3 separate regions of the Homo sapiens genome follow, and all the other regions are linked to region 3. Evidence: read pairs that join two places in POLR2A ChIA-PET (ENCODE). Cell type or tissue: MCF 10A. All regions are shown on one strand.

The links. Peaks named below come from ENCODE experiments on the same cell type or tissue, not always from the same donor. Only the 100,000 strongest peaks of a DNase experiment are listed, where the experiment ranks them.
Region 1: POLR2A ChIA-PET joins it to region 3 with 6 read pairs; 2 of 35 experiments call an interaction of 5 or more read pairs at or near these places.
Region 2: POLR2A ChIA-PET joins it to region 3 with 5 read pairs; 2 of 35 experiments call an interaction of 5 or more read pairs at or near these places.

What each region holds. Positions count from the first base shown.
Region 1 is chr5:67,054,258-67,062,257 of GRCh38, reverse strand. It overlaps MAST4 (microtubule associated serine/threonine kinase family member 4), which reads right to left. Exons shown (of 29, transcript NM_001164664.2): 5 at 7,766-7,854. Among named protein-coding and RNA genes, the nearest start is that of MAST4-AS1, 54 kb to the right of the region's middle. RefSeq lists an enhancer at 2,749-3,291. In MCF 10A, no CTCF peak of the experiment used is centred here; no DNase peak of the experiment used is centred here.
Region 2 is chr5:66,845,943-66,853,942 of GRCh38, reverse strand. The region is part of intron 3 of MAST4 (microtubule associated serine/threonine kinase family member 4); the gene reads right to left. Among named protein-coding and RNA genes, the nearest start is that of MAST4-AS1, 150 kb to the left of the region's middle. RefSeq lists an enhancer at 3,533-4,732. In MCF 10A, no CTCF peak of the experiment used is centred here; DNase peaks (open chromatin) are centred at 3,062 and 3,912.
Region 3 is chr5:66,953,891-66,961,890 of GRCh38, reverse strand. All of the region lies in intron 4 of MAST4 (microtubule associated serine/threonine kinase family member 4), which reads right to left. Among named protein-coding and RNA genes, the nearest start is that of MAST4-AS1, 46 kb to the left of the region's middle. In MCF 10A, no CTCF peak of the experiment used is centred here; DNase peaks (open chromatin) are centred at 2,730 and 3,100.

The sequences.
Region 1 (8,000 bases), 100 kb before region 3:
CCCGGCTAATTTTTGTATTTTTAGTAAAGATGGTTTCACCATGTTGGCCAGGATGGTCTGGATCTCCCAACCTCGTAATCCGCCCACCTCAGCCTCCCAAAGTGCTTGGATTACAGGCGTGAGCCACCGCGCCCAGCCCAGCCTCATCTTATAAAGAGAATTCTTTCACTGGCACCTAAAGATCATTCATCTCTAATGACTAAATTGTTCTCACCAGCAAACTAAAATTCATAAGTAATAGCCTCTCCTTTGAGCACTGCATGAAAATCTGATGGTACCACAAATACCTGAGCAGAAAGGTGTGTGTATCAGTCAACTCCAGGAGTCTGGGGAGGTGGAAAAAACTGTTGTAATGCCCATTTGGCTTACAGACTTCCTTCCTTTGTAGGCTCACCAATACAGTTTAGAAAGAATTCAGATTTTTTTTTTTTTTTTTTGCCCAAGAACTTCTTCACTGCTTAGGAAAACCATCATCCTATACTGACAGACTAAGAGTATGAAAAGGTAAAGAAATGCGTCACTGGTGCTGAACTTGTTAAGCAGAAAGAGGGAGGGGAAGCAATGAGATCAGAGCAGGAGATGCTGAGAGCAAGACCAGTCTTGTCAAAAAAGCAAAACTCTGTACAACTATACATAACAACAAACTTGGAAGAAATCAGAAGAATAAAAAAAAGACTGACAGTTTGGACCACACATACATGCACAAAATGAAAAATAATAACTTCTATTAGTAAAAAAAAAACCCTCACTGTTATAAAAAGGGAAATGGCAAATTGAAAAAGGATACTGGTGAGATTATAAAAGATTAATATCAGTTCTCACTTCTTATAAGCCAATAAAATAAAAATTAAACAAAAGAGAGGGACCAAGGATAAAAATAAAGGTAAATAACAAAAGGAGATACAAATGGTTAATGAGTATGGAAAATGTCTAAATCCCATAGAAATAAAACATGTACATTACGAATAGTAAGATATTATGTTTGGCTTGTACTGATGGACTCTTCAACACTGTACTATTTGGTGGTGATAAGGGGGGAACAAAAGTTTCAACATAGGCATTTCAGTCACATGTTCAGATGGACACACACACACACACAGAGTACATACAGGAAAAAAGACTGAAGAATACAATAAACTGGTAATAGGGGTTATCTCCAAGTAATGGGTTAATAGAGGATTTATATTTCCCAGGTGATTTCTTGTATATCTTACAAACTATTAGCTTTACTGTTATAATCAGAAACTCACACTTTTAAAGCAAACAAGCCTTGAAGATTAGAGTCATGGCAACATAGCCTATAAACTCTCTTAAAATTTTAAAACGAAACAGTCACACGCCTATTAGTAAACAAGTAAGTGCTTGGTTGGCATTATGTGCCAAAATTTCAGGTTTTACTAAATCCCTTACGGCCCAACTACACATCTTCCAAGGTTAAAGTCCTGGGGCAGTAGAATATTACAAAGTTTCATGCTGATATCAAGGATGGCACTGGGTTATAATAGTGATACTCCCTACTTTGGGAGGCCGAGGCAGGTGGATCACGAGGTCAGGAGATCGAGACCATCCTGGGTAACATGATAAAACCCCGTCTCTACTAAAAATACAAAAAATTAGCCAGGCGTGGTGGCAGGCGCCTGTAGTCCCAGTTACTCAGGAGGCTGAGGCAGGAGAATGGTGTGAACCTGTGAGGCGGAGCTTAGAGTGAGCGGAGATCGCTCCACTGCACTCCAGCCTGGGCGACAGAGCAAGACTGTCTCAAAAAAAAAAAAAAAAAAAAAATTGTGATACTCCCAGGAGTATCTCTGGCACACTGGAATATCTGCTTACCCTGTTCTACCCCAGACTGTCTTCTCTGAATTCATTAGTCTGCCTTGTTTATTTTTCCCTATCTCCACCTTATTGCCAGACTATTAACTTTCAATTATTTGCATTAACATGCCTGTTTATAAAACCATTGCCTTTACCACCGTCCAATTTAGTATCTCATCTAATGAACGAGTTGCAAGATTGAGGGGAGTGGAACTGATATAGCTGAAGCGCAAGGTGAGCAAGTTGCAAACAATTCTCATGTATGGCTCAAAAAGAGACTCTAAAAGAAATCAAAAGGAGAAAGGTCCTTAAGAGTTGTCTGAAATAATGAAGATATTCTGTTTAAAAAATGTACATGATGTCATATAGTTTCTCCTTGGAAACCCTCTAAGTTACAAGCTGAGTTTTATTTGTTAAGTCAAAGCCCCATGGGTGGTTGTGGGGTGGGAGGCAGAGGAGATAATGAAGGGATATGCATGAAAATGTTCACGTGATTCATTTTGAAGAGTGGGATTCGGGATGTTTTGTTTTGTTGCCCAAACCCCATGTGCCTACCCGAAACAAGCAGAACACAGCTGCATAAATACAGTGGTGACTAACCCTTAAGAAATGAAGTCTCTTTGTAACCTAAATCTATATATACACATAGACAGAGATTTAGGGATATTTCCTATCTTTAATAACTCCTAAAATTGCCCAACAGAAAAGTGAAACTCCTTTCCATCCTTCCTTACAGAAACCCTTTTAAAAATACATCAAAGTAGCCACCTGCAAATTCATAGTAAAACAACTTTTGAAGACACAGAAAATAGGTATTTTGGCCAACAGGGCTACATTTGCTACCTAAGCACTTTAAAAGCCTGGAGTCACTGTGTCTCAGTTTTTATCTCCTTTTCCTCTGTGGCTCATCCTCTTAAGTATCACTCTTAGAGCTCCTACTTTTACTCATTTAAATCAAAATACAATATGAAGTGTTACTGTGGTAGGCAGAATTCTAACCATGGTCTCCTCAAAATTCCAGTCCCCTAGTTATTCAATCAAAAATGAATACTACTATGAAGAGATTTTTTTAGCTGTAATTGTCCCAAGTCAGTTGACCTTCAAGTATAGAGATTATCTGAGTGGGGCCTCACTCAACCAAGTGAGCCTTTTAAAAGCAAGAGTTTTCTCTGGTTGATGGAAGGAGCAGCAGTCAGATTTGAAGTGCGAGAATGACCGGATATGCCCCTGCTGGCTACAAGATCGCAGAGGGCAGCCAGCCTCTAGGAGCTGAAAAGCAGCTCCTTGCTGATAGCCAGGGTGAAGCGGGGAACTCAGTCCTACAAAGGCAATGACCTAAATCTGTCCACAACTGCATGGGCTTGGAAGTGAGTTCTTTCCCAGCCTCCAGGTAAGAGCCCAGCTCAACCAACACCTTGATTTTGGCCTCATAATACCCTGAGCAGAGAACCCAGGCGAGCCTGCCCAGACTTCTGCCCTGAAGAACTGTAAGATTAATAAATGCATGTTGTTTAAACCAGTAAATTATGAGTAATTTGTTACTACAGCAATAGAAAACTACTGCAGATATTATGTTGTTTTCTTATGGGTTTTATTTTTACAGCCTTCTTTTTATTAGAAAGGCACTATGTGCTAATTTCCCTACTTTCTTATTCGCTAAACAATTAACAGTTTCTCCTTTCCTTTTCCACAAATTTCTATGACTATGCATGAATATACAAGTGTGCTTTCATCTGTGTATACACACTCTAAAACACAGATGCACATGAAATGACAACATGCAATGTTTTCACCTAACAATGTATCTTGTGTATCCTTCCAATACCAGCACATGAAAGCCCACCTTGTTCTTTGTAACAACTATGTAGTGCTGGGTTACACCCCTGAATCATTATTTACTTAACTAGTCCATTACTGAAGAAAAATTTAAATAAAAAACTGGTACCTTTCCATTTGCTAGGTACAAAAGCCATGCTATACTTATAATTTTCTGTTATTTTATGAGAATATCAGTAAGATAAATTCCTTTAGGTTAATTTGCCGGGCAAAAGGGTAAACACATTTGAAATATTCACCAATACTGAAAACCACTAACCAAAATGGTTACACTAATTCACATCAACCCTTAGATCATGGGAAAGGGACCGCTTTCCCATATCTTTGCTATCACTGAATTTTATCAATTAAAAAAGGTTTTTGACCCCATGCTAGGTGAATGATACTATCTCCTCCACCCATGGTGGAGTTCAGTGGCACCATTATAGCTCACTGCAGACTAGATCTCCCCAGCTCAGGCGATCCTCTCACCTCAGCCTCCTGAGTAGCTGGGACCACAGGCATGTGCCACCATGCCTGGGTAATTTTTAGAAATTTTGTAGAGATGAGGTCTCACTATGTCATCTAGGCTCAAACTCCTGGGCTCAAGCAATCCTCCTGCCTCAGTCTCCCACAGTGCTGCAATCACAAGTGTGACCACTGTGCCTGGCCACTTTTTTTTTTTTTTTATAATTGCAATGACATATCATTTCATGTTTTGTTGGCTATTTTTTCCTTATGTCATGCTATTTGCACCTTTTGCCCATTTTTCTATTGGTGCATTCACCATTTCATATCAATTTACACAATTTCTTCATGTAAACTGGCAATCAGTCATGGGCACAAACATTTTTCATACTTTGATTTCTTTTGAGTTTGTTTTTGATACAGAAATTTTCATTGTAAGAGAGGTACACTAGTCTTTTCCCTTTGAGACTTCTGGATTATTTTTCATGCTTAGAATCTTCCTGGACATAAGAGCCTGTGATTTTCTATGCCTTCTTTTCTTTTCTTTTCTTTCCTTCTTTTTTTTTTTTTTAATGAGACTGTGCTATTCACTGTTCTTTTAGGAATCTCTGGCTCCCCACAAACACTATTTTGTGAAGACATGCTCCAGACCACTGTGTATGCCAATATCTCTTTCTCCCCAGAGCACTGCTGACACCCCTACACAAATTAATGTCCCCATCTCTACTGATACATCTGATAGGTACAAACGATGTGTCCGTGATGACTGGTGGGGCTCATGTAATCCCCACCTAAGAAAAGTAGAAAGTGCAACTTTATCTTTTAGGTTAATAAGTGCTGAGAGATGGAGGTTTTTCCTTCTCATTTTGATGGAGATGCCTAGAAAACCTCGCCTGACACTCTTTGTCCAACGCAGGATAGAGAACATAGCAACAGAAAGGGTGAGGCAAAAGGCATGGCTGGTGAAGAGGCACTGCATGTTATCAGGATGTGGGGCCTGGTCCTGTATCGTATTCACATGTTTTTCTTCTTTTTATACAGAAATAGGAATCTACCAGACAGTAATAAATGCCACTTCTCACAGAAAGTCTGACAGGCTTCCACTGCCTCTGAGAGAACAACAACATGTTGGCTCCATAACATAAAGAAAAACAATGCTGGGTGCGGTGCGGTGGCTCGTGCCTATGATCCCAGCACTTTGGGTGGCTGAGGCAGGAGGACTGCTTGAGCACAGGAGTTTGAGACCAGCCTGGCCAACAGGGCGAAACCTTCTCTCTACTAAAAATACAAAAAAAAAAAATTAGCTGGGCATGGTGGCATGGCCTATAATGCCAGCTACCCAGGAGGCTGAGGCATGAGAATCTCTTGAACCCAGGAGGCAGAAGTTACAGTTAGCTGAGATCGTGCCTCTGCACTCCAGCCTGGGCAACAGAGGTAGGTTTTGTCTCAAAAACAAAAACAAAACACTCTTAGAACCTGAATGACAGGCTTCCCTCTGCCCATTCCTCTGATTAAATTCTATATTAATGTTGAAGGAGAAAGAACTTAAGCTAAGTCTATGAAAGCAAATAAAAATAATTAAAAGGATCATTAAAGTCTTCACCACGTTCTGTCGTCTCAATATTAGAAGTGAAGAAAATCACAGCTATAAAAGATGAATCAACAGGCACATAAATGATGGTGAAATTGCTATAAATACTATAAAGAGGAGCGAGATTAAAATCTTTAAATCGCAGAATTATATACTAAAAAACAGAATCATCATTCACTTAGCATCTAGCATACACTGCTGCGCACTGTGCTGAGTGCTAGAGTAATGTCCCAAGTAAGGTATCTGGCACTGTTTGACCCTCTGTAGGATTTTAATGACAGGGTGTAATATCAATCTCACAAACAGAAATGGTAGTAATAGAAGTAATGTATCCTCATTACGTAGCCTTGGAAATACAATGTTACCACTGCTTACACCCGCTCCCTAATTATATCCCTCTCATGCCCTCTCAGAGGTAACTACTATCATGAAATCAATCTTTAACATTACCATGTTTTGCTTTAGGCTCTTATATTATAAAAATACATAAAATATAATACAGTGAATATATAGAATATAATCATATTATAGGATATATAATATATATCATGTACATATATATATATATATATCCCTAAACAAAATATTGTATGTAGCATGTTAACTTTATATGAAAGGCTTACATAATATTCTTTTGTGACTCGCTTTTGTTGTCCAACAATATATTTGAGTTTCATCCACGCAAATCTGAGTAGTGTTCACTTCTTTTCTATGTGCACAGTGTGTTTTGGATATAACTATGCCACAATTCATTTATCCATTTTCCAAGTGATAGATCGTTAGGTTACTTCAAATGTTTAGCTATTACAGATGCTGCTGCTATGAGTGGTCTAGAACTTGTCTTCATCTGTGTAAGAGCTTCTCCAACTCTAAGGTTTTACCTGGGAAAGGCCTTTCTAGATGTTAGTGGTCATTTTACAGTGTCATAATTTTATCTATCTTTTACCTTTTTACTTTACCACCTTTAATTCCTTTAATTATTTCTACAGAGAAAATAAAATTTCACTCCAAAGGAGCAACTACTTTTCTCTCCCTTCTTCTCCCCAGTAATATAACAGACAACTCCCAATCTCAACTTGAAAGGCTCCCTGAGCTTAAGAACTGCTTTCTGGGTGAGAGTGGTAGCCCTGCATTTAAGGTCAAGATCATCTGAGAACACATGAGTATCAAATTAGAGTTTTCACAAGAGTACAGTGAAGTAGGGCTAAGAGCTCATTCTTCTAACCTTCATCCTTCACAATCCTGAAGATACCTTCCTATAACACAGATCCTCCTCAAAACCCTTGAAAGGGCTTCAAAGTCAAACTTCCTCCCACTTCCTGACCTTCCTCTGCCTTTCCATCCTTATGTTCTCTTAATGAAGTACACACATCCCCACACTCTAGCCATACACTGAGAATTCCCTTTCTCTCACTCCATCTCTACCAGCCAACAAATTCTTGCTCATCTTTCAACATCTTGGGCAAATGGCTCCTTTAAACTCTTCCAGACTTTCTTTATTGGAATTAACCCTTCTCTTCTTTGCATCACCATGGATAGAACTTTGAAGAAAAAAAAAAAAACCAGCATATAAAGCAGTTTTCATTGTCTAGTTTTTACAGTACTGTTCTAACCTTCCTTATAATTCTATAAAGTACTTGAGGCCAAAGGCTCTCTCTTAAATCTTCACTGTCCCTAAAATGACCATCACAATGTATTAGACAAGTTCAATTTTAGGGAGAAATATGCTGAACAGTTCTTAACATTAGTACTTTTCATATGAGTTATCATGTTTACATTTCCCAAGGATATTCCTAACATGGAAACCATGTCTTGTATCATCCAGGCATTTAGAAATGGAGAAAGAAATAATTAAAAAGAGACCCCATATAAAAAGGAATTCTGTATTTTAGAGTCCAAACACTGAAACAGAGAGGATAAGATCTGGGCTAACATATCGCAAAGAACAACTTAGGGATAAAACAGCAGGAAAACAAAGATAACATGTGAAGACATACCAAATATCAAAATGCATTAATTATTTTAAAAAACCAACAAATAAAGAAATAAAACAAAACTCAAGAAATGGTAACCAATTACCTGCATGAGCAGAGAGAGGTGAGTGTGGTCGAGGCAATGCTGGTGACTGCCCATTGCCTATTAAGCTTTTCCGGTTGCTTGTTCGGCAACTATCAAAAAGAAAGAAAAAACAAAGTTTAAAAAGAATATAGCATCAATAATGTTCAACCATGTTCCCGGTAGACATGGACCAGGTTGAGCAACCTATCTGCTCATGTTATTGTTAAAATTATTACAATTATGCATTCACTAATAT
Region 2 (8,000 bases), 110 kb after region 3:
AATGTTTAATTTCTACTGACCCTTTAAGTAATTTATTAAATATATAATTAAAATAGCTTTGCTAAATTAAATGCACTTTATGTTTGATGCAAGATACTTAAAGGTTTATTCAATCTGTTTAAAACATAAGTTATATATTTAGAAAAGAATTCTGATTTCCTTTTCCACAAAAAATCCTTGCAGGAATTAGGTCTTTTCCTTCCATTCATTCAAAAAACTATTCCCACAGGCAGAAAACCCATGAAGCAGTGAATTGAAAAACTTTATGTCCAAACATTCTGTAATATTTTCCAAATCAACTATTTTGAAGTCTACATTCTCCTCTTTCTGATGAGACTTAGTAACTTCTGCACAAACTCAGAATAAACATGTAAGCATTACTGAACAAGATTACTTAGGTGAGACTTCCATCTTCTGTGATATAACTTTTCCCTCTCACCATATACTAACAAGAAGGGACAAACCCATAAAAACAGGAGGGTTCTTTCTCACTTATTCATGAAACACTTCTTTAATACTATTTATTTTTAAAAATACCATCAGCTTTTCCACAGAATCCTAAGCATCCTACATAAAGAAATATGATCATTTAGAATAAATAGAAAACAAAGATATGGGGAAATGATTTTTCAGTGACCTACACACAGACACACACACGGGACCTATTAAACCTATGACTAGACCAGTTACACTTACTCCGGGTAGATTAAATTATCACACTGGTTATGCAGGCTTTTCGAACATGCCTCTATTTTCTTCCCATTAATAGAATCCACTTTAACTAACATGACTTGAACAAAAGTTCACTTTCATTAGAAGCAATAACTTGACTCTACCAGTCATGGCACAAGGCCATGAACTAAGGAATAGAAACCAGAATATATGGGAGGAAAATCACAAAGGGACTTGATTTATTAACCACCCTCCTCTTAAGACTCACTCTGGGCTTTGACCAGGGTGTACCATCCACTATGACACTGTTGAGAAGAGTATGTCATTTCTGTTTTCCACTTTCAAACAGGATCCTACAGTCTTCCTCCTCAGCTCATCATATTTTCTGCATCCCTCTTTCTTCACGCACCAAAGGGAATATAATGAGAATTCTATTTAGGGAGGGAAGATAGTTTACATTTCATTAGGATATCCTTTGAAGATTACTGACAACTATCTCTGTAACTTACTTAAACCCACTGACACAATGGAGCTCCGAGAACTTGCATTGCAATGGTATTTTCTATACAAAAGATTTATCTGTGTTTCTAATTTGGGGGAAAAATGTAGCCAAAAGTACAGTCTAAATGAATTTCAGTTGTGCAAAAATCCAGCCCAACTTCTCCCTCAAAATCATTTTGCGGTAAGAAAGGGCCAGACCATGGTACAAATTGTGAAGCCAAGGAGATACAGATTTGTATCCACACAGACAAGCGTTACGGTGTCCAGGGAATTTGTCAAACATCTCTGAGCCTCGGTTTCCTCTTCTATAAAATGGAGTTAATAGGCCAGGCACGGTGGCTCATACCTGTAATATCAGCCTTTTTGGAGGTCGAGGAAAGCAGATCCGCTTGAGCCCAGGAGTTTGAGACCACCCTGGGCAACATGGCAAAACCCCGTCTCAACAAAAAGTACAAAAATTAGCCCATGGTAGTGCATGCGTGTAGTCCCAGCTACTCAGCAGGCTGTGGTGGGAGGACCACCTGAGCCTGGGAGGTTGAGGCTGCAGTAAGTCATGATTGCACCACGGCACTCCAGCCTGGGTGACAGAGTGAGACCTCATCTCAAAAAGAAAAAGGAGTTAATAATGCCTAGCTATTTTGAGGATTACAGCTTATATATCTATATATATACAGTGTCTATCACATTTACTATTTAGTAAACTTCCATTATAACATGGTAGATTATTATATATTTTCAAAATAGTCCACCACATTGAACCCAGTACTAAAACTGTTCATGGAAATTACTATTCATTAAATATACTGGGAGTTTAGCTAATGTCAGATAACCTCGCCAGATTATACAATAAGGGGATCAAACTAAAGGAACCTCCAAAACCTATCTAGCTCTAAAATAAATAACACAATGAAATTAGGCACACTTAGCAAGTCTGAAAACAGTCAAAAAGAAGGGTATAGACAAAAATGTTCCCAAAAAGAATTATTCCACAATTAGCTACTGCTCATTTTCAGGAGGAAGTCTGCACCAAGGAAACGCTGATACAAATAGGGGCTCCACTAAGAGAAGTGCATGCACTATAGTAATCCACTGATATGTGGTGTTAATAAAAATAAAAAGGGATTTAGATACATAGCACAGGTTTTTAAAACATTAAGAAAACGGTGACTCTGAAGAGTCATTTCCTAAGGAATAAAAGGGACAGCAAGCTGCAACAGTATCTCACATGAATTAAACTGTCCTTTAAGAGCAATGACCAACACAAAAAGAATGCATCTGAGGCTACTCAAGGCATCCTTATGGTTCTTGCCATAGGTGTTAAATTTTGTGTAACAAAAATTTGTTACTAAGAGGTTGCCTCAAATTGGCTAGCAGCCTAATAAATTAGACGGCTGCTCCTGCCCACCCTCCTATTAAACCCTGGTTAAGGAGATGCTCTACCCAACTCTTTTTCTCTTCTCTGAGCCTTTTTGCTGAGGCTTTGAATAGATAGATACAAAGACAGACAGACAGAAAATAGAGAGTGTAGACTTCAAAGTAGTTGATTTGGGAAATATTACAGAATGTTTGGACATAATAGACAGATAAGATTAGATTATGGCTCTTACAATAAACAGGGCCAAGATGGAATATTGTGCTAAAATCCCATTTGATTTGAAAATGTTTTGAAACCATTCGAAATTGTAAAAGACATTATCATCCATGGGGAAATGTTGCTGGGCATGCACCGAGTGTAAATACTGCCTAAGCAGCCTCTACTTGCAGGAGAAACCCTCTCTCCATTATAAGAGAACACATTTCTCAAATGTATGCATTTTTTTCTTCAAAAAAAAAAAAAAAAGGCTTAAAATGGTGGCAACATCTTGGGTCAGGGTTGTGCAATTTAAGTTGAATCAGAAGACACACTGAAGGATATTAATGAACACTCTGAAATGGAGTAATTTCTGTTAGGCAAGAACCAGTTCCTTTTTTTAAAAAAAGTATACAGGTTAAGTAATCCTTCTCCAAAATGCTTAGAACCAGAAGTATTTCAAATTTCAGGAGATTTGGGAATATTTGCATATAATGAGACACCTTGGGGAAAAGACCCAAGTCTAAACATGAGATTCATCTGTGCTTCTTACACACCTTATACACATATCCTGAAGGTAATTTTAATAATTTTGTACATGAAACCAGGCTGACTGTGGTTTGACTGTGACCAATCCACACACGAGATCAGGTATGGAATTTTCCACTTGTAGCATCATGTTGGCATTCAAAAAGTTTCCAGTTTCACAGCATTTCAAATTTCAGATTTTCAGATAAGAGATGCTCTACCTGTAGTTCAATGTGGCCACACAGAAGAACTCAAGCATCGGCTACGTGTAGACAGACAGAGCGAACAAACAAAGGAATGTTTGACAACTATGAACAAAAACACCTTGATTTTGACATTCACTATTTTGATAACTTCAGTTCATTTTATTTCTCTGAAATTCAGTGTTCTTAACCGAAAGATGAAGTAATGAAGCTAGATTAAATCGAAGGTTTCTCTCCTAGACTTAAAATTCTACAATTCTCTAATTCTAAAGCACCTCGGGCTTCAGCTGTTGAGGCAAAAGAATGCTTTATTTTTTATTTTTTAACAGAAAAGCTCTAAACTTGAACTCTGGAGGAGTTACAGAGGCAATAAAAGGCAAATCAGGCAAATTCTTTACCTGGAATTCTGCAGTGAGTCAGAGGATGTGCAGGGACAAGAATCCAGAATTCATCATCTTTATTCTGGCTGATGTAACCACTATAAATAATTGCCTCATGCCTGTGAGGTAATATGCTTTTGCCAAGGACCCCATTAACATCTAAGCAGACCTTGAGAGAGTCTCCTCTATTGTGCACACAGCTTTTATCAAATTATATTTCTTTTTAAACTTTCTGCCCTGATTATAAAAATAATACATAACATAGATTCCTAATGGAACAGCTCAAAAACACAAAGAGAATTAAAATCAACTGCTAACTCCAGCCCTTGAAAATAACAAATATTTATTGACCATGTATTGGGGATGTAACGGGGGCAAGACAATTTTCTTGATCTTAAGAAGTTTACAGACCCACAGGGTGGAAAGAGACAGGCAAGAGGCAGTTCCACAGATTCTCACCAGAGCTCGGCTAGGTGATGGTGGTCTGCAGAAGGAACGCCTTGCCCTGAAGAAGGAACGCCTTACCCTGGCTTACTTCTCTGGGCAAAGAAATGCTCAAGTGAACTCCAGGAAAGGAGGAGATGGAGTAAATGAAAAAGGACAGGAGAAGAGAAAAGGGGGGAGGAAAGCAGAAGAGGAGTAGGGTAAAGAGAGAGGGGAAAGGGGAGGTGGAGGGGAGAATAGACAGGAGGAGGGAACTGGATGCAGAAGGAAGGAGAACCAGCCAACAAACGGAGAGACTCCTCAGGAGGAGGGCACAGATGTTTCCTTAGCGAAGACTTGATAGACTCTAGTTTCTGCCTGCTTCCTCAGCTTCGAATTGGGGTATGAACCAGAATAGAACAAACTGGACAAAACTAGACAGAACCCCCCAAAATTTCCATCAGCTCTGCAACAATGCCACAGGGTCAGCCTCTAGACATGGAACCCCAGTTTGGCTTATGACCCCCTCATCACAATACAAAGATGCATAAAGGAGTCAAGGAAACCTAGAGCAAGGACACCCCTAATCATCCATAATGGGGATATTGAGAGTCATTATTTCACTGAGTCCAACAGGTTTCCTGTTTTGCAGAGGCTCTGACCCTGGACAAAATTCCATCGCTTTAACTCATGATGCAGGAAGAGCATAACGCTGGGGAACGCAGCATAAAAGGCAATCCTCTCCACATGTTTGACAGAGTTTTCTGATATGAGCACACCAGACATCCCAGCTGCTCGTGCCATGTGTATAAATGCTGCAGCTACAGACATACATGTGGTCTGGCAAGAGGGTCTATGGAATTGGATCTTAAATCATGAGTACAACTTTCATAAGTAAACACACTGGAGAGAAGAGGAAGAAAACTAGGAAGAAAAGAAGGAAAAGAAATAGAGAATTTTAAAAAATCACTAGGCGGGATTTTCTGTTCCATACATCCTAATCCTCACAAAACTGCATCTAAGAGTCGACAGATGAGAACAATTATTTAGAGCACAAGTGATAAAAGGCAATAACAATATAAAGCTTTTTGCAGACTTGCCACATCAGCTATTTATCACTGTCAAATCATTTAGGTTAAAAAATTATAATAACGGAGGCTAACTGATCATTGGTGAAGTCATGCCTAGTAATTCTTAGTAAACAAACAAACAAAAAAAACAACCTGCCTGCTTTTAAGAGGTTAGCAGAGTAAAAGCACAAATATACTAATCCTTCAAAGAAGAAAAAACTTAGTATTTTATGACAAATGTTACTGAAATAAATTTGCATTCCTTATCGCCTTTTTTCTGCCTCTTCTAACATCATAAACAAATTATTTACATATAAAGCATGTTTTAATTGTAAAATAACAAAGAATAAGAAAACTTTGTAGAAGAAAAAAAGCAAGACATTTTAGAAAGGGGATACACTAAATTTACTTTGACACCAAAATAAAAATTTCTGAATATTCAAAAGAAAAAAATCTTAAGCAAATAGTAAGCAAATTAAAACCCCAAAAGAGTAGGATACTTTTTGTTCCAAGTAACAAAATACCCAAATCACAGTGACTTAAACAATATAAAGGATTTATCCACTGGGGCAACACAAAAGTCCAGCAAGAGGTTTTGCTTAGGACAACATTTGATCCAGTGGCCTTACAGTGGCTGTAAGAACTTGATTTCTTTCCAAGTCTTGGCCTCACCTTTCACGGCACTGCCATTTTCCTAAAACAATCTTTCTTCATACACCCAGTGTAGCTTTGAGCTACTGTTAAGGTTTTTCTTTTTTTTTTTTTTTTTTTTTTTGAGAAGGAGTCTTGTTCCAGCACCCAGGCTGGAGAGTAGTGGCACAATCTCAGCTCACTGCAACTTCCGCCTCCCTAGTTCAAGTGATTCTAGTGCCTCAGCCTCCCAAGTAGCTGGGATTACAGGCTCCCACCACCACCTCCAGCTAATATTTGTGTTTTTGTTGTTGTTGTTGTTTTATTTTTTGAGATGGAGTCTCGCTCTGTCACCCAGGCTGGAATGCAGTGGCATGATTTCAGCTCACTGCAACCTCTGCCTCCTGGGTTCAAGCAATTCTCCCTGCCTCAACTTCCCAAGTATCTGGAATTACAGGCGTCCACTACCACGCCTGGCTAATTTTTGTATTACTTAGTAGAGATGGGGTTTTGCCATGTTGGCAAGGCTTGTCTTGAACTCCTGATCTCAGGTGACCTGCCTGCCTCAGTCTCCCAAAATGCTGGGATTACAGACGTGAGCCACCATGCCTGGCCCTGTTAAGGTTTTGTATCTCCCAATTAATGTCCAACAAGAAAAAGCATCTTTGCCTCAGCAGTCCCAGTAATGGGACAGAAATTCACTCTGCTAGACTTAGTGTACGTCACATGCCATCCTTGTGGTCCCTGGGACAGAATTAAGACAGATCTACATCAAATGCTCCCCTCGATTTGAATCCGTGTCAACTTTTCCAAAACCATCTTTTGGCCCTACTTTTCATGGCACTACCATCTTCCTAAACAAGCTTTCTTTAAACACTCAATATAGCTCTCAGTTATTGTTGAGGCTACGTATTTCCTAATTAATGTCCACTAAGAAAGAAAATCTTTCCCAAATGGAAAAAAGGGGGCTGATAAAGAAGGCACTGGAGAAATGAGTGCCAGGGAGGTAGACACCACCAGGAAACCACACGTTCTAATGCAGGAAGATCTGAATTTAGTTAAGTCATACAAAGTTATAGGCAAATTATATACAACTCAAAATTATTTTCCATAATAAAATTAATAAATGTTCCAGACACCATTTTACCTCCATGAGCCCCTTAGATGTCTTTCATCCTATCTTACAAGAACTAAAATTAACTTAAACAGCAACTAAAATTTTAAATCTCCTTTTTCTGGCCTTATTCATTTTTCTGTTTACCAGCCTGACTCTCCATATACCAACTAATTTATGGAATTCAGCCTTCAAGAGAATGTTCCAGAAATTTTATACCATAACATACCTCTTCTGATAGAATTACATACTTTATAATTTACAGTCATGGATTAACTCTATTTTCTCCAGGACTCAAGTCATTAATCTATAGCAACAAACTAGCTGTACCTCCATAGACCAGGAAAGCCTGCCTCTTAGTATAATGGACATTATCTCATCCTGCCTCTCATGGATAAAATATCAAGAACTAATATCCCTCTCTAAGCCTACAATTGAAAAAAATACATCATAGCTTTAGCTCCTCAAGGCTATTGGAGAAGTATGGATATGTGGAACTCATCACAATTTTTCTACCAAACTAACCACCTTCGCATAGATACCCTAACCACACCCATCTCTGAGCTTCCGTGTTATCCCAGATACAACTTCTACTGAACTTGTCACAGTGGATGATAACTGTAAGTTGGGCCATCAGTCTGGCCTGCTTCAGAGAGGCAAAAAAGGGTAAGACCATTAAGAATGCGGCCAAACTCTCTGGATTTCAATCCAGGTATCTAAGTTTGAAGCTAGACTCTGTCACTTATTAATTCTATGAATTCACTAAAGGTCAGGTAACTCTCCAGTTTTCTTCTCTAAAAACTGAGGACAGCAGCACCTCCTCCAAGGGTATGTGATAGAAATGAAATGAACTGATACATGTAAAGCACTCAGAATGGCACCTGGCACTTAGAAGTTCAATAAATGTTA
Region 3 (8,000 bases):
CTCAGAGCATATTCAAAAGCTGCTGCTCTTAAACATGCTGTACTCTAACTTAGCAGCTCATTGGAAAGCTCTCAGGAATGTCCCCTGATATGTCCATCATTTTGTCTATGTACAGTCTTATCTATTCCTTCCTGTCCTAAAATCGGCATGCATAGGCACTAACACCATTCCCAGTCTCTATGCGGAAACACACATGATGAGTGCTACGAAGTGTCTATGTACCCAATTCTATACTTACAATGAAAAAAGAAAAAACAAAAAAATCTACCTTTCTCAGAAACTGGAAAGCCAGGCATAGGCTATTTAGGCATCATAAATTTCTGTATAAATTAACAACTTATTAATTTCTGAAATATATATTTGATGTCTCACACCTAAGATTTCAATATCTGAAACAGGAATCAGAAACTGCCCTGTGTTTACTGATAAATCCAATGGAAAATTCTAGATTGCATCTACAGAGCATAAAATAGGCTCATATAATACTCCACAGCTGCAGTGCTTATGGAATAAACTCTTCTGAAAGAAAAACAGTAATGTCTGATGAACATTCAAAAGCTGTTCTACACATTTGCTGTGTGAGTTAAGACTGTAAGATTCCCAGATAATTAAATTTATATACATTAAATCTGCTTTTAATAGAATCTGTGATAAGACTTTCCATTATAACATTCCTCTGCAGTGGCTAGAAGTTGAATTTACTCAAAGACTGCAGAATTAGCTTTCTCCATGAGTGAATGTAAAGTTAGCTATGTCCATTTTAGAGTAATTTTGCATTTCAAGGTAAACAAAATGTTCAAAGTAAATCACATACTAATACTACAATGATATTTAAGAGTGATTCTCTATTCCACTCTCACGCTCCCTAGGCAAACAGAATTACCTATTTTAAATGCACAGTAATATTTACCAAGATAAGAGGATAGAAGGAGGGGGCGTGGCCTGATACCAAAACAACATCCAAAGATCCCCTGTGTTTAGCTGACTGTTATGTCCTGTGTCGACGCTGGCAAGGTCATAAAACTCGTGGCATAATTCAGTCCTTCTAATCATAAAATGGAATGTTTGACACAGCTGAGTTCATATTTTTAAAAAGTTACTTTGAAGTGTCTCCTCTTAATGTAGACAAGATTGAGAAAAGAAAGAAAAAAAGTAAAGGAAGAAGAGGAAAGAAAGAAAAAGCCTAATGTGAAATGATATCTACTAAGTCCAAAGAAAACAACCAGGAAACAGCACAACAAAAAACAGAGGCAAAAGCAAAGCGGGAGGTTAATGCCCCTGGGTTTTAAACACAGAGCTATGGCTTAGTTATGCATTTCCAGCTAGAGAGAGGAGGGTTAAGTAGAAGAATGAGTGCATGCCACTAAAATATTCCACACAGATGGTGAGAGTTGAATGTTAGGGTGGGGGTGGAGATGGGAGAAATGTTAGGGCAATGGGTAAATACTATTCGTACCTCTAATATGAAGAATGTCACAGCTAGCAAGAAGGTTGTGAGAGCCCTCTAACTTTTTGTAAGTGAGTCCCTCATTAGTATAAAATCAGGGCACAATTTTAGAGCAAGGACTGATTAGAAAAGTATTCACTTCAGAATGTCATGCTTTTATTAATTAAGGAAATAATTTCTCTTGTATGATGCATCTACAAAATTCAAGAGGAATAATAAATCCTCAGAACCAAGCACAGTTCTCATTCTGCAGTCTCTTTCTGCAGACAGTCCAGTATGAGATTATTGGGACTGTACAGAATTCACTGAAATGTAATTTTATATCTGTGCTGTAAGTTAGAAAGAGGGATATTTATGTTTGTCTACCGGATTTATATTTTACTGTTTATTATTTTAAGTGTGACAGCACAGACTAACTCACAGCTTCTGCATCTTTGACTAACAGATTTAAAATAAAAATTTGCTGACACTTCCTGCATCACAGATGTCTAACTTCTGCGCCACAAATTAGATGTGGACATGTTCATGTAGCTACATCACATCACAAGGCAGTCAGATGAGTTAATGGGTTAAAAAAAAAAACAGCTAAGCAAACACACAGCTCAACTAGGTAAACACATTGCATGCAGTGGCTGGAGATTCTGCAGAGAGGATTCTAAATGTACCACAGTTCATTAATATTCTGTTGCACAGATAAAACATGGATCACATCTAATGAACGTCACAAATAACCCTTCTCTTGCACTCTAATCCATTGTAATGTCTTCTATTATTCAATGCAGACAGAGGCCTTTCTTTAGAAAAAGGCAACATAGGGATAAACAAACAGTAAGAGAGAAGGAGAAAAAGACAGATACACCATGGCCTACTGATACATTCTTTCACAATGAGCTGTTAAGATGTTTCCAGAACTGGGGTTTAGTAACTTTAAATATGCAGCAATGCTTTTCCTCTGACTGCAATGCAAAATGCTGGTCTGGGTGTCCACATTAGCTGAAACCAAATGCCATGCATTTAAGACATGTTCCTCCACCTCACACTGCAGTGCTCTGAGGCTGTCAGTACAAACAAATGCTAAATAGCTATTGGTCGCCAGAAAGCGAGTGCCATGCAGAAAGCATTAAAATATTAAAGACAGACAATACTTACTCCAAGGTCAGCCCCGGAATCTGTAGCCTTTCCCGCTGGGCTTTCATGGTTGTTATATGTTAGCACACTCTATTGTAACCATGACACACACTCCCTGCCAGCGTCCCGGTGATGACAGAGAGCCAAACCGAACCTCTCTAAAGGACTGGACTAACACTCTCTCGAGGGGGAGGGGGAGGCTGCAAGTTTGGGTCCTTCCACCTCTAGCCGTAATCAAGAGATGTCAGCTGCTTTCCTCAGGTTAACGGCAGTGCACACTGCACTGATTTTGTTAAAGGAACGAGGCTTGCAGCTCTGCATATCAAGTAATTGGTTTCTGATTTTTTTTTTTTTTTTTAAAGAAAGTCGCTCTACTCACAGACCCACTTTTCACCTCAGTGAAATGAAAAGTCCTTTTCACCCTGCAGACTGGGGCAAAAAAATAAAGCAACAGTGTCATACTTGTAAAAGAGTTTATCTCAGCACACGTCAACTATTCCCCACCTCCCTGTGATGCTCTCGAATAGAATTCAGCCACCCTGAGGAGGCTCATCTTACACTTCCCTTGGTGGAGTTAACTAAATCACTCATAGTCCCCAAGAAATAAATGAGGAATAGTGCCACATAAAAATAATTAGATCTTTCTCTATATATGGCAATCATCAGAACGAGGAATAAACTAACTGCATTAATTTGGGGGAAGTCAGACTCCGTTGTGCCGCAAAGACTTGTGTGAACAGGCAAACCCGATGATAGGAAACTACCAACTGGAAATGCAAGAGATAGGCACTTGGATTTTTATTTTCGAAAAGCTCATTTTTAAGATCGCAGTGCTGTATACTTTACAAAAGCAATCTAATATGAATAAGGAGGGAAAGAAAGAACATGAATTTTGAAAGCCTGAAAGTTTCATCTTGTATTTATTAAAAGAACCTAATTTTTCACAGCATTCATAACTTGGAACTAAGTGTACTTCCATTGTAGTGTATGAAGAACGTAACTGACTCACTTCCTCTAATGCATTTTAAAATGTTTTAAAACTTGGCAACCCCTGGTTTGTTGAAAAGAAACACTAGAACAAATTAGAGCTTTATTTTATCAAGAATTCTAATTTTCAAGTACTACAAGGCATCTCTTTCTCTTTCTCTCTCTTTCTCTCTCTCTCTTTCTCTTTCACACATACACACACACACAAAGAGAGAGAGAGAGACAGAGCCAAACTGCGGTAAAATAGCAAGTATATTCAAGCAGTTATATTTCAAAGGCTATGAAGTCAAACTCTGTCTTTTTACAGATGAAGAAACTGAGGGCACACAGTTGGCGGCTATAATAGGATTAGATCCTGGTCTGTAAATTTACTCTTATCCCAGAGGTCTGCCTAAGCAGGGATGCCACAGGTAGCTGTTCAGGTTGTGCCCTGGGCAAGGAGGGAAGTAGGAACCAACATCTGGTCTGCTTTCCATGGTTTTATGCCTGCACCTGGCTCTGGGCTGCTTCCACTCCATTTTTCTCATTTTCACGAAGTCTCCCTCAGCTCTGTGCCCTTCTGGAGGGCTACCTGTTTCTAACTCCACAAAGGTGCATATGGGCCAGTGGAGGTTTATAGGATACTCTCAGAACTCTTTTCTACATCCTTAACTATCAACTTGCTCTGGGGCATTTGTTAATGCCCATTGTTAACTAGGTACCAGCTTATCTCTCAGTGTGAGCTCACAGAACCAACCAATCCTCTTATCCTTTGGAGGTAACAAATCCATACTTGAAATATAGTCACTGACTCCACAGAGAGGCAGCTAGAGATGTAAAAAGTAATTGTAATTTAGTAGAAAAAAGCATCACAAAAGGAAATACTAAAAAGATATAATGGATCCCAGCTACTCAGAAGGTTGAGGCGGGAAGACGGTTTGAGTCCAGCAGTTTTGAGACCAGCCTGGGCAACACAGCAAGACTCCATCTCAAACAAACAAACAAGATATAATGGAACACAAAAAAGAGGCCTCAACTTTCCTTAGGAAAGTTGGTCGGGGAAAGTTCGAAAGCATGGGTGTCACAGCCAGATTATGATAAACAAAGAAAAGAAAAAAATCAGTTACCACCCTATAACAAAAAATAAAGCGAAATCCACAAATTCTTTAACTTTTAAAGTAGACCTTCATCTCAGGAAACACATTAGAATATTATTCAATAGCCTTCTACACACAGATCTTCTGAAGTAAACTTCAGTTCCATATAGCCAATGGACTACAATACATTTTCACTTCAGTTTCCTTTTACTACCCCTAATTTAACATACCCAAAAGAAAACTCACCATCCTGCCCTCCAAAACTCCAAAATAAGCCTCCTTTCAATGTAAAATATCCAGAATGCCACCATTCTTTCCACCTAATGTCAAAATACATTGACCCAAAATACATTGTATCTTGGCTAGATTATTCCTAAATGGTCTACTTCCTCCCTGGTACCCTCTACACCTTGGTGACCACATAAACTCCAGAGTGATCTCTTTCAGAATGTGTCACTCTTCTGTTCAAAATCCTCCAACAGCTTCCCTGTGAGTAAAAGCCACAAATTTAGGACATTTGGCCCCATATGGGATAATCAAGCATCAATAGGAACAACAATGGTAATGTATTACAACACATCAAATGTTTAAAGTCACGAGTTCAAGAAGAGAAAATTACGTCACCTTGAGGGGATGCTAGAGAACTGCTGCAGTAATCTTGAAAACTGATACAGGGGAAGAATCAAGCACATCCCCTGCATTCCCTATGAGTTACACCTCACAGATGGGGAAATCATTCACTTTATAGATGCATTCCAATTGGTGAATAAAGGGGGAACTGCGGTCGTAAAATATCAAAATTTTGTAGACTCTAAAGAACCCCAGGGAATCTAAGCCATGATCATCAGTGACTGCTGACATCACAAAGAGAGAAACCCTGGACGTTGTGAACTTCTCAAGACAACACACATGAAGTAGTCTTACCAAAAAGACTCCAGCACCCCTGGATACAACTAAGCCTCTACATCGAAATATCAAGTTACAGGTTAGAGACAAGGGAATGTGTTAAACAATATCACAGAGACGTGATCAGCAAAAGCTAGATACGAAAGTCAGAACAAATGACCTGGTTTCTTAAAATTTTAATGGGGGAGGGGGAAGATGGAAAGGGAACCCAAAGTTTAAAAGAAGGCCAGGCACAGTGGCTCATGCCTGTAATTCCAGCATGTTGGGAGGCTGAGGTGGGAGGATTACTTAAGGCCAGGAGCTCGAGACCAGCATGGACAACATAGCAAGACCCTGTCTTTACCAAAAAACAAACAAACAAACAAAAAAAAAAACCTTAAAAGACATATCAACTAATTGTAATATATGAACTTTTTAATGGGTCCTGATATCAAACTAATAAAACTATAAACAAACACACACATAATCAGGCATTTAGGAAATAATCAGCATGATATTGTGTATGTACACACTTCAGCCTGAAATATATATTGAGTATATGTATATACTTGTGTGCATATATATACACACATGGTTTGGATATCTGATAAAACTAGCCAATCATTTTAAAGTATAATATTGGACCATGATCACCTTTAATTCCCTTTCATAGACACATACAAAAATATTTACATATGAAGTAATACATATAGAGTTTGCTTCCAAATGATCTGGGGAGGGAGAGTAAGAGTATATAAAATTAAAGTGGCTTTGGTTACTATTTATTAAACTTGGGTAATAGGCAAATAAGGGGTTCATTATACTATTCTCTGTACTTCAGTGTATGTTTGAAATTTTGTCTTATAAAAAATTGAAGAAGAGTCTCACCAGGCCTCTAAAGCTCCATATGGTATGTTCATACCACACCTCCACATCCCCTCTTCTACAGCTCCCTCCCTGACACTCCTCACTACCCTTCACATATACCAAGCACACTCCTGCCTCTTGCCCTTTGCACTTACAGTTCCCACTGCCTAGAACTCTTCTCCCCTGACATGTCCAAACATCCTGCTCCTGAACTTCCTTTACATCTTGCTTGACCCTATTTGAAAACACAAGGCTCCCTCATCTAGTGTTTCTTTTTTTTTTTTTTTCTGAGACAAGGTTTCACTCTGTCGCCCAGGCTGGAGTCCAATGGCACTATTACGGCTCACTGCAACCTCTGCCTCCACCTCCTGGATTCAAACAATCCTCTCATCTCAGCCTCCTGAGCAACTGGGACCACAGACACATTCCACCATGCCCAGCTAATTTTTGTGTGTGTATTTTTTGTAGAGATGGGTTTCACTATGTTGCCCAGGCTGGTCTCAAACTCCTGGACTCAAGTGATCCACCCACCTCGGCCTCTCAAAGTGCTAGGATTACAGGCATAAGCCAGTATATCTGGCCTTTCTCCCTTTTTTTTTTGAGACAGAGTCTTGCTCTGTTGCCCAGGCTGGAGTGCAGTAGCGTGATCTCGGCTCACTGCAACCTCCATCTCCAGGGTTCAAGCGATTCTCCTATCTCAGTCTCCTGAGTAGCTGGAACTACAGGCACATGTCATCACACGCAGCTAATTTTTATATTTTCAGTAGAGATGGGGTCTCACCATGTTGGCCAGGGTTGTCTTGAACTCCTGGGCTCATGTGATCCTCCCGCCTCAGCCTCCCAAAGTGCTGGGATCACATGTGTGAGACACCACGCCCAGGCTTTCTTCTCATCTTGATGTATTTTTCACCTAACATATATTTATTTATTGTCTGTCTTCCCCTATCAGAGTGTAGGCTCCAAGAAGGCAAGTGTGTTGTGTGTTGTTTATAGCTGTTTAATCCCAGTGCCAAGAGCAGCCCACATAAATATTCAATAAATATGTGCTGAAAATGAATGAATGACCCTCCCTATATTGCAGAAACCACCAATTCAGGAGATTTTTCATTGTTTAAATAATTGTAGCTCACCACAGTGTTACATAACTAAACAGTGTCAGAGCAATGACCTCAAAGAGTGGTCTTAAGAAAATGGAGAATTGGGACATGTTCAGATACCACATGAAGACCCAGAAAAGACCTTTGCCGGCTGGAAGGCATACATCATGGACTAGCTGTATACATGTGTGTGCAGAAGAGGAACCTAAGGCTACACTAGAGTAGTGTGATATATTTTTATCAGTAGAGGTGGGTGGGTTGTGGGGGGACATTGGTTTAAACCACAGTACTTCGATATGACTGAGAAGACATATATATATGACAAGGTGGAAGTTAAGGAGTCTTCCCTACCACTGCTGCATTAATGGTGGAAATATGGGGTTTAAACAAACCCAGAGGAATGGTTTAAGGCTAGATCTCTTCTATGCATTCTCTAGAGTAGTGGTTCTCAACCAGGTTTTGCAATGTCTGAAGACATTTTTGGTTTTACCCTTTGCAGCAGGGAATAAGGGG